Regions from separate parts of the Mus musculus genome. Here region 2 is linked to region 1. The links are chromatin loops, found by intact Hi-C in ENCODE. Cell type or tissue: left cerebral cortex. All regions are shown on one strand. Links, peaks and the distances in the headings refer to the core of each region. The heading gives the core; the rest is flanking DNA.

Region 1 (5,715 bases), core at 176-5,175:
CCCCATCTCCCCACTTAGGAGTTTGGGCATATGGATCTTTTTTCTCTCCATGGTAGAATGTTGACTGGATCTTTGGAAGGCTTTGTGCACGCAAGCGCAGCTGTTGTGAGTTCCTGAGTACAGTGGTTCTTTCATGTCCAGAATACATTGCATCACTCTGGTCTCCCCTAAGCTCTGGCTCTTGCAATCTCTTCCAGTCCTTGTTCATGATGGTCCTAGAGCTTTTGTGTAGGGGCTGTGATATAGTTGTTCCATTTGTGGCTAGGCACTCTACTGACACGTTCTCTGCATGTTGATCAGTTGTGAGGTCTTTTGTGTGCTAAGCACTGTTCATTGCACAAAGAGTGCTTTCTGATGGTGTCTAAGTCATCTTAACTCTTCAGCGAGTTTTACCACCTAGCTTTAGAGAAATAAATCAAGAAGGATATCGTCCCCATGGCTTCCATTTCACCACAGCTATGTGGACAGCTGCTTTAGAGGAGTGGCTTTTTGGAGTTGAGTGTAGTCCCTAGGCAACAGGTGTTAAGAAAATGGTCATCTCAGACCTACTAATCACAAGATCTCAAATTCTGCCAACTGCAAAAAATTCTTGAAATACAGGGGGCAGGGGGGAGGCATGGTCCAAGCCTACCTTAATAAACAACTCTAGTTTGTATTATTTTAAGGTTTTTATTCAGAGCTATCTCCTACTCACTGATGGACTGGGCATTGAATGACCAAAGAAAGGTTGGAATATGAGAACGGTTTGCTTCTAAAGGAAAAGAGCATAGTCACTGGCTTTTAGGAAGAACTAACTCATAGGGTCTTGCAAAGTTAAAGGAACACCAAGAAAATAAGAAAGAAACCAGGAACACTGCATAAAACTAACTACATACATGTAGGTCCTTCTTTGGGTTGGAAATACTCTATGGTACAAGATGCTTAAGGCTTTAGGAGAAAAAAACAAAGCAAGGAGAGGCAGCTAATTATAGGGAGCATGCTGGGGAAGTAGAGCACCCTCACTGTCTCTTCTCAGCTTTGCCACTCCACAGTCACATGATACTACAGCTCAGTGACTCAGCTAAGATACATGGACTGTTTTTTTTTTTTTTTTTTTTTCCAGTTATATTATGACTGGGCATTTTCTGTGTTCCAGGATTATTCTAAAGCTAAGGGTACCATAGGAAACAAGATATGCAAAGCTCTTGTCCTCAAGGGACTTACGTCATAGCATGCTGACAGTGATTCTGCCAATCACAGTAGCTCCGCATAGATGATTCATGGTGAGGACAGAGTAGGTTGTGGAGTGGGAGTCAGGGATCTTAGGAAGATGGCATTGTGTTGAGATGAGACCTGAATTGAGCCTGGCTGATAGGTTGGGTGCCAGGCTAGGAGAGGAAACCAAGACTCAGGGATGGCCTGGGGGAATTTTGGCCTAAGCATTTGAGTGCAGGCTTACAACATTTGTTATATCAGAAGCGCTGTGGGAGGAACACTTTTGCAGAGATGTCAGAGTTTATTCTGGGACATGTATGCTTAGTGTGCCTGTGATCAAAGGGGAAGATTATGAGTTGGCTGTTCTACTGGGGGGCTGGGCTTGTCACAGTTATAAAATGCATGTGTTAAACTGTATCGTCTGTGTTCCTCTCCAATTCTGCCAGTTAACGACTCCATGAGTTAGAAATAAAAGCAAAAAGAAAGGAAAACAGACTGACAGAAACAAATAGATGAAATAAAATCAAATGTGATAAGTACAGAGAATGGATAAAAGTCACCTAGTAGGCAAATAAAAAAGGGACCTTAATTAAAATGGACGGAGAACAATATATCTTCACTTTGGCAGCTATGAAAGATAAATCAAGATCTCAAAATGGCGACTGGCACCAATTGAGTTCCATTCACTGGCACTCAGCAACTGTGGCTCGACAAGCATGTGCTTACTATATATGCCCTGTCAGTTCTTAGCATTTTCACAGAAATCACACATCTAACTGTATGACTGAGGTTGGTGGACTCCCCCACATGACCTCAAGGCAGTATGGACAAGTAGTGATTCCTAACACAAATACTATCACTTTTAAAAAGGAACGAGTTACTGTGGAATATCAGACATAGCCACAGTTATTTGTGTCCAATAGTTTCATAAAGCATATTTCAGTGACGGAGAAGCTGGCTGGGTGATGTGGAGGCCTGCAAATGAGTACACTCACATTTCCGCCTTCGTATAGTTTCCATGGCTACAGGCATATTTGAATCGCATTAGTCACACGTAGCATAAAGAAAGAACAAAAGGACGTGAAGGAACAAATGACATCAGGATGTCACAGAGATGTAGAGGTGATGAAAGCTGTATTTAAAGATCATCATTACACACGTGAAGACCTCTGTGTGCGGGAGTTCACCTCATTAAGTCGAATGCTCTTCCAGCTGCCCTGTGGCATGCTCAGAAAGAGTCCAAGTTTTCCAAAGTAAAATTAGAGTGAACTGTCCAATGTTAAAAACAAATTAATTTACTGATGGTAACATGGTAATTAGAAGAATCACAGCATTCTAACATATCCTCAGAAGTATAACTTTTATAACCAAAGGAGTATATCCATGCCCCATCAACTGATTGTATTGGTTTTCCTAGAGTGGCCTTATGTAGCAGGGTTATTGATACCAATGATCAGCTGAGCTTTATTATAATAAGTAAACAAACTCATTATTCCAAATATCAACACATACTTTTCTACTCACTTATCTATATGTATTTTCTGAAAAACAAAATCTAAGTGGTTATTAGATAAAGCTCCCTGACCTTCAACCTAAAACACAAAGCAGGGTTTTCCAACAAGGCCAAGCTCCCCCACACATGAATTCACAACACTTCTTCTCACACAGCGAACTGATAGTCAACCTTGTAGCAGAATTGAAGCCTTGCATAAATTAACGGATGCCCAGATGAACAAAGGTCAATGTGAAGTTGCTAATTGCCACATTTCTCTAGTTCACTGATTTAGTTATCAAAACCAAAATACAATAACAACCCCAGTAAAAGGCATGTCACAATATGTGACTGTGTACTAAAATAAACCTCCCATGCATATCAATGTAAAATTTTTAATGATGGTATGTGTTATTTGGTTAAATCATGCAAATACCTATGAAGGTTGGGTTGAGCATATTCACAGACACAGAACCCACACAAAGTGGGTTTGCTTTATAAGCGCTTTGTTCCCACATACATATTTACTCTTTTGATTAATCATTATTTTCAGTATTTTTAACTTCAGTGGAATTTGAAGTCACAGTATTCTCAAATAGAATGATAAGTACTTCATATTTACAGATGTGAATATGAAAAGACTGCCATTCCTTGTAGCTGTGTACCACATTGGTCTTAATGAAAATTTTCTTTCTTTTTTCTTTTTTTTTTTTTTTTTTTTTTTTTTTAGTTTATTGAAAATCAAGACATGAATACTGTATTTACATCCTTTCCATCCCCAGAGCTCTCGACTCTGCTCACCCCAGGCCTCCCACGACCATGGAAACTCTTGGCCTCTTCTTTATTTTTGTGACATATGCCTCTGTGTGTGTGTGTGTGTGTGTGTGTGTGTGTGTGTGTGTGTGTGTGTATGTACAGCCAGCTGAGTCCATTTAGTGTTGCTCACTAGGAATTATTTGTTTAAGGGCAACCAAGTAGGATTGGATGATCCATCAAAGCTCTTTCCCAGAGAAGACAGATAATCCCTCTCTTAGTAGCAATTAATTGTCTGTAGCTCATTTAGGGGTGAGGCCTTGTGATATTTACACTGTCTGTGTTGGTATGTCAACTTGTGCCATTGGGCAGGTCATGCTTAGGCAGCCACCGTGTTATGATTTTGTGGGTGAAGCACTGTGTCATATCCAATATACCCCATTTCAAAGCTTGTCTCCTGGTCCTCAGGCTCTTGCAATCTTGCTGCCCCCTGAACCTTAGGTGGTCCCACTGTAATGGTCACCATCTGCTGCAAAAAGAAGTTGCTTTAAAGAGGGCTGACAGCTACATGATTCTGTAGGTATAAGGCTGAATTGACGGCTGAGAGCTGCACTATTCTGTGGTTATAAGGATGGTCATTGACTTAAAAACATCACTCTTAACTGGCCTTCATTTCTTCAGGTCCTGTTCCTTGTACTTTTCTCCCCTTCTCAACCCTTGGTTCCCCGATAATACTTATGATACAAAGGCCAGTGATGCAGGCAATACCAACATTTTCATTTGAGATTGTAATTCTAAGGAATGAATTTGGGGAAGGGAAGGCCAGAGATTAGCCTGGTTGTAGTACTTCCCCGTTTGCACTGGATAGGAGGCACCATGATATATCTGAAATCATACTCTCTGAAGTAATTCGTAAAGGGAAAATGCGCTGGTAACTAGGAAACAATAAAGGTTTTGTTGTCTTCCCTTGTTCACATTCCCTTGAGTTTTGTATTAACCAGCCTTTCACTACCTTTATCCTATTAGAGCAAATGATCGTCTTATTAATTAAAGACAGCTACAATCTGAAAAGTATTAACATGGGGACTGTGTATGAGTCAGAGTAAACACAGGGGCTCTGTTGTCCTGGGCATCAGTGTTGCAGTTCTCTCTTAAGTAAGGGAGTTGAGCAGCCCCAGCAAGCTTCCCTTGCGTCACTGCTGCAGCCTGTTTCCTGCTCACCCTGGCCTTTGTCTAACCCAGATCAGGGGTTGGCAATTGTCTACCCGTGTGGATACAGATGTTTCATAACAGCTTCCGTCTTCTGCTCCCTGACTGCCGGTATCATGAACAAAGTTGCAATGATGACCTCTGATTTTTCCATGGGGACTAAAGTGCATATAGATAAATTTGGCACTGCCTTTAAGTAGTTTTCCATGAGCACTGAAGGGGTAGATGCGAAGTGCAAGCCGACTTTGTTAACTGTGCTGAAATAATCACATACTTTGGAAACAATGTCAAATATCTTGGCACAGCCCTTGATCTGTTTCTTTGTAGCGTGCCTGACATCTAGGACCTCTTGACACAGTGTATCTCTAAAATCAGGGCTGCAGAAGCCAGTGAGCAGGAGGAGAATTGTAGCATAGAGAAACGCCAGGAAAGAAAAGGGTGTTTAAAAAGGGGAGCAATCCTTTCTTTTCTATTAGTAGATTTTCTTTCTTATTTGATGATTGATTTACCTACATAAAATTATTATGGGATAAAACTTGCTTTATTGAATGTAATGCTAGGCAATTTGGAAAGGCCACATAGACTTTTCTTCCAAAGAGACTGTAGGTACATGGCGACTATTATCCGAATAAGGATATCAATGCTAGCAAACTTCCCAAAGTGAGAGATTCAGAATGTGCCAGCCAGAGTGATGAAATACTCTGAGAGCTGTGACAATGGAGAATGTGGCCTTGTGATCAAGAATTAATGTTCTGTGCACAGGAACCCAGTCACACCTGCTTACAGAAAGTTTGTTCAGACATGGAAAAACAATAGCAATCATATGTCATTTAGTTCATCCAGTGAGGACATGAAGGTCCTGCCGTGGGCCTCATTACCAACTTGCTTCACAGTCTTGCTTTTTCTAATGCAACTTGCAAGTTTAAACCTCTTCTATTAGTGCATTAGGGGATTTCTAAGGCAGTTTAAATATATATAACACTTAAAGCCACAGTTTGTACATGTTGCATGATCGGTTTTATATTTGTGCTTTTAAATCAACTAACTGGCCAAAGAAATGAAAAAGA
Region 2 (5,715 bases), core at 330-5,329, 95 kb after region 1:
TCTCATGGAACATAATACATTTTAGGCTATGAGAAAAAAAATCCCATAGTGCAGCACAGGGTGACGGGACATCTGTGGACCCTTCTCAGCAGCCTTCTGGATACATGAAGAGGCCAGCTGCACACCCTCAGGCTCGACGCAGGCCACTTGTCTAGGTCAGGCCTTGAACTCCAGGCTGGCCTAGCACAGCAGGGGAAGATTCTGGTCTGCCTTTGTCCCACAGAAATGTTCCTTGGAGTTCTTCCACACCGATCTGATTCTCTTCTAGAATGTTCTTTGTAGTAGAATATTCCACATTGGAGTTATGCTAGGTCGGCTCCCATTTACAACTTTCATAAATATTCTGTTGGTTACAGGCTTTGTGAACAGTGATTCTTTTTCCTGTCAGCCCCTCAGGATTGATCTGTGACAAAAGTTTTCGTGCTCTCCTTGAGCATTTATTCCTTCTCTTGAAACATACATGTATGTCACGCATGCCTAAGTACATACATTTATTTGGGGAATCTGATTTCATCGCTCTTCCTTCTTGACTCCCATTGACAATTATAAAATTATAAAAATAACCACTGAAGCAGCTACCAAGAGTGCTGAGAGCCACCGAGCCATGCTGACTGGTAATGCAACATTGAGAACGAAACACTTTCTGTACCCTCTCATGACAATACTGTTGTTATTCAGTACTATTAAAGGAATAAAGAGTTAGCACAGGAATGAACCTGAACAGTGTGATTCTTGAGTCCTATGTCCTGGCCACACCCAAAGGAAGACAGAAATGTTGATTTTTCACAGAGAAATGATAGGTACCATGGCCCGATGCTATAAAATATGACTAAGATAACTATAAAATGTCTCATTTCTAAATACCGCATCTGCAAATAGGTCTGAATATGGAGTGATACCTTAGCCAATCTACTGACAAATCGATGGTCATGACGTTTCACGCAGGAACAGCAAGGGTGGCAGACAAACAGATGTCTCTAGAGAGAGAACGACAAACAGATGTCTCTAGAGAGAGAACACCACTCAGACAACTGGCAGATGGGGAGCCTAAAAGTGCAGCATGACTTCCACATGACCACAGACCTCAGCTCTACTGATAGAACACAAGGTAAAAATAAAAGCCTGGGGGAGGGAGACAGCCAAGTAACAGCACGGTATAGGATTTGGCCATGAGTTAGCCTGCTGTACCATAAATGTTGCTGCTGAGAAAATCTGCTTCTGGGGATGTATAACCCACATCGCATCACTGAGCAAAGCACAGACATGATTGAGCCACACAGGGCTTATTCTATTCCTTAAGTTATATCGTCCTATTACAAGATGAAAGCAGTATGATCATTGCTCTTAATTTATTGTAAAGGGCATTTAATCCTCTGAGCATAATCCTCACTAACGTAAGATGTCGTCCCAAAAGTAGAGATTCCTATTTTGCCCATAAGAAATATCCACAAAACTACATTTCACCAAAGGCTATGAGGCAAGAAAAGCCAGGGAGAGCAACAGGATGCCAAATTGATTCTGTTGGCTGAGCAGCATGGGGGCGTGGCTTTTACCTCCTGCATCTCATCTAGGAAAAAACAAAACAAAACCACATCAGTTACTTCCAATTTGCATTAGTTATGCAACAACCATTACAGTTCGGAACTAAACAGGACCCTTAACACTCAACTGACATTAACTGAATTTTAAGAACACCGTACTTCACAAATGTGAGAGTTCATGAGGGAATCTAATATTTGGAACTTCACACTCCCGAGAGGGTTATAGTTATTTATGACTAAAGTTTCCACACCAGCAACAGAAGACCAATGGGAGAATCTTAACCTGAAACTTTGTCATGAGCACACATAGCAAGGAATTATGGTAATCCTTCACACCAAATTTGCGGACTTTTGGTTAAGTGAAATAGATTGGAAAGAATGTGCAAAAACTAGGCAGAAATCTCGGTCCTGTGTGAACAGAACGATATTATAGAAAGTAAGTAAGGTTCGCTCTGGGTGTGGAAATCCTAGTAGAATATTCCAGAAAGAGTTTTGTTTTGTTTTGTTTTGTTTCTGCAGAGTTTGGCTAGATCTGGAGGTCACCAGAAGACAAGCATCTGCCCTATGGATAAGGAACAGCCAGAGCCTCAGGAACAGAGCTTTGAGAGACCACACAGTTTCTGACCCTGTCATGCGACACACATCTGAGGAGAGGATACGATGGTCCTGAAGGCTGTTCTAGGCTCTGCAGACTTAGCATGGCCCGGTTTCTGCAGGTAAAGAGCAATTAGAAATGAGTGGGCAGCAGACAGAGCCCAGCCAGCTTTTCCCTGAGGCAGGATTTCTTACCAGTACGACCAGTTCATCCTGACTTGGAAGGAATGCTTTGAAAGATAGAAGCATCCCTGGTATGAGACTGAAAGGCTCTCCTCAACCGAAAGTCTGTGTAGTTCTGTGAAAACAACCCACAGGCACACTGTACATACGAAGAGCACATTAGGCCAAATTGAAACCCAAAGTCAGGAAGCTGGGCTGTGATCTCAACTGTGAAGAAAAACTCAGGCCTAGAACACCAAAAGCAGCAAATGGCTGCTTTTGAGTCTTGGCCCATCCCCCACTTCTCTGACCTTTCCATCCTAAGTGTTTCAGAGGACAACTGGCCCAACCCCTTTATGTGTTTTCCTTCCCCTGGCACTTTGCTGTTAACCGGAGAAAATTGGCCAGAGTTCAAAAGCAAGAACTAGTCACTCAGAGTCACAGGAGGACAATGGCCACAGCACAATAAGTGTGGCTCTCTGTTTTACCCATAAGCCTCAAAGAAGTGAATTGAGAAGAAAAGACAGGCAAACATACTGTGAGGCTCAGCGATAAACTTTATCAAATGTCAGGGAATGAAGACCAGAGATGGTCACTGGCTCAGCCTCAAATAAGCATCGATGCTGGGCTTCAGGTCCAAACCTAATTCCAAGCCTTGGCACCCAACCCTGTTATCTACTGCCTTTCCTCTCAAATTTTCTAAGATTCAAATTAAAATTTAGGAACCAGCCAAAAGGAGAGAGAAATAATATACACACTCTGCTTATAACTCTTGGCACAGAAGGAATCCTTCAAACATTTAGAAACAGAGTTTAGATTCCACTGCAGTCTTCAAAGTAGGAATCGTTTGCTTTGAAAATGCCTTGAAGTTTTGGAAGCTGTGTATGTGAGTTGCCTGGTGTTTAATCTCTCTCATTAGTGGAAACTATGCACACACCGTTAAGCTCAGTGCAGAGTCAGCACTTACCCAGTTACATAAAAGAACACAGGCAACTCAGGTAAGAGTTTGCTCCAAATCTGAAGATAAATTCTTCTGCCGACTTTTGTTACAAGTGATTTCTAAAATATGTTACATGAATCAAATTAACTGAACTATCATGATCATTTTGCCAGGTACGGGTTGCTGGGGGCAGTGTCTGGTTTCTCCTGGGAATCAACCACAGCATTCATTCCTTGCTCACTAAGTTGTTCCATTACATTCCTATAGATGTTGGAAAGGCATCTTTGTGGTCATATCCATACTCCCGTGTCTCCCAGGCTTTAGCAATGCCCTCTGCATGCCCTTCCTGTAGGTATCTGATCTGGTTTTCAATGTCTCGGGAAGGTAACCGTTAAATGAAGGAAAACTTAATCATATGATAGATACTCTTTGAGTAGTGAACTAAACCCCCCCTTTAAAAATCCTGAATGCCAGTCTCTCTTAACACTCACCCACAGATCTGAAATCTACTTTACTCTTCCTAAGCTAAATACTGGCTTACTACGAGCCACACATGGCCATATTGGCAATGCCTAATCACCTTGATGATTGTTTAGTTAATAATTTGTCTTCTCAACACAACCACAAGCAACCAGAAGGGAGAAACCTGATTATCAGCAGAAGTCTTTTTTTTTCTGATATTTTCATTGAAAGATCGAATAAGTCTTCGGGTTGTATTTTTACAATCAATAACCAACGTTTATTTCTGGCTCAGGAGACAAGAACTCTTACCAGAAAACCAAGGATGGAAGTGAACCCCTGCTGGAGAGCTATTGAAATCTCCAACAAGCCACAGAGTTTTCGGGGCACTCTTAGCAAGCTCAAGGAAAACCCACTGTGCCAACAGTTAGATTAAAACAAGCTATTTCTAGAGTGTTAAGGCTCTATGTAATCTAACGCCTGCCAGGAATTGACAGAACTAGGCATTCTGAAGAGAAGCAGGATTCTCTGATGTGAACTTAAGCGAGATTGTAGAAAAGCCACAAGAAAGGTCATAACCTCTTCCCTTCCCAAGTCAGACTGTTCGTGTGTCAGTGTTGAGCTCCAAGTTTCATGGGTTTCTACATTTATTTAACACCATGCCACAATTTCTATACAATCCATGATATTATAGTGTGAATTAGAAATGTACATTAGATTTCTCACACTTTTCTTAGTTAAAAAAAAAGCATAATTAAGAAGCACATGTTGGATTAAATAGCAGCTTATCTATGTCTATCTACACAATTTACTTAAAAACAATCACTGGCTCTCCTAGTGTAAAACTCGAAAATGTACTTGACTTTCTTTGGAGTAGCCACCTTCAGCAGTAAGTGTCCTTAACCTTTGTCTAGTGGAACCCACATTTTGAAGTGATCAATGTTATGCCTAGAAGTAGTTTCCTCCCTCCAGGATAAGACTGAGTTCAACTTAATTTAAAGCAAGTACTTATTGAACATATTGGATGGTCCAGCAACTCTCACTGGTTGTGATAACAGTATTCCTCAAGCAACCTGTAGTTTTATAAGTCATTATAGCTCAGAAAGAATCCCATAAGGTAGGTCTCAGATAATAGAGCAGGCAGATAGAGAACAAAGGCTGTCATCAAAGGGCTTGGGACCCCACTGAATCATGACATCGCAAGATCTGATCTCATCTGTGTATCTAATAGAGTTTTGGAGCAGGTTGCATTCTTAGCAAATGGCCTGAGGTCTGAACAACGTCTATCAGAGACAGGAGTACTGACTGGTGATTAGAAGCCTCGGGGGAAGGCGGCACTCTTACATGTCTCTCTTTGAAGACTGGAAAGGATCCCCCCGAACCGCCCGTGACTCTGGATCTGCCATGAGCATCTTATGCTTACAGGGCCTGAGGACCTAGACACTGTTCCTTCTTTGGCTCCTTAGAACAGGTCCCTTGGATGAAGGTTTCTTATCAAGCTTAGCTGAGCAAGGAGTCACAGTGTCATTGGGAACAGTTGAAAGTTAGCACATAGGCCAAAAACATTAGGGTGGAAAACTAACTTTTTTTTCTTTTTTTTTTTTTTTTTTTTTTTTTTTAGATATCTAAGTTTCATTTCCTCTAGCTGAGCCACTTAACAAATTCTAAGAGTCATGGATCTAAAAGTCTCAAGGACAAAGAGAGAGTGGTTTGCTATTTTAGCTTTCGGGAGCATTCTTGCAAGCCAGAGGCTACATTTATCTTTATTTCCTGCCCTACGACAAGATAGATACCCCCCAAATATCTCACGTTTTAAAATTGTATAACGGATCAGTTGTTTGAGAAGGTATGCAAGAAGGGCAAGATGCCTTCCCCAGGTTTGTGTGGCTAATGGGGAACTAGTCATTTGTAGAAGTTGACTGGAAAGACAGGGCTACAGAAGGAGTTGGACTGGTGCAGATGTGAACTGCAGGAAAAGGAATAAAACACGGCAGAAAGAAAATGAGTTTTGTCGTCTGT

The links. Hi-C counts contacts between places; a loop is a spot of excess contacts. Peaks named below come from ENCODE experiments on the same cell type or tissue, not always from the same donor. Only the 100,000 strongest peaks of a DNase experiment are listed, where the experiment ranks them.
Region 2: it touches region 1 in a loop (2.5-fold over the local background); 3 of 42 quality-filtered maps call a loop at or near these places.

Annotation. Positions count from the first base shown.
Region 1 is chr13:110,537,284-110,542,998 of GRCm38, reverse strand. No RefSeq gene overlaps it. Among named protein-coding and RNA genes, the nearest start is that of Gm32990, 29 kb to the left of the region's middle. In left cerebral cortex, for the core only: no CTCF peak of the experiment used is centred there; DNase peaks (open chromatin) are centred at 1,032, 1,350 and 2,172; H3K27ac peaks cover 2,659 bases.
Region 2 is chr13:110,442,043-110,447,757 of GRCm38, reverse strand. No RefSeq gene overlaps it. Among named protein-coding and RNA genes, the nearest start is that of Plk2, 50 kb to the right of the region's middle. In left cerebral cortex, for the core only: no CTCF peak of the experiment used is centred there; DNase peaks (open chromatin) are centred at 1,092, 3,095 and 4,154; H3K27ac peaks cover 2,668 bases.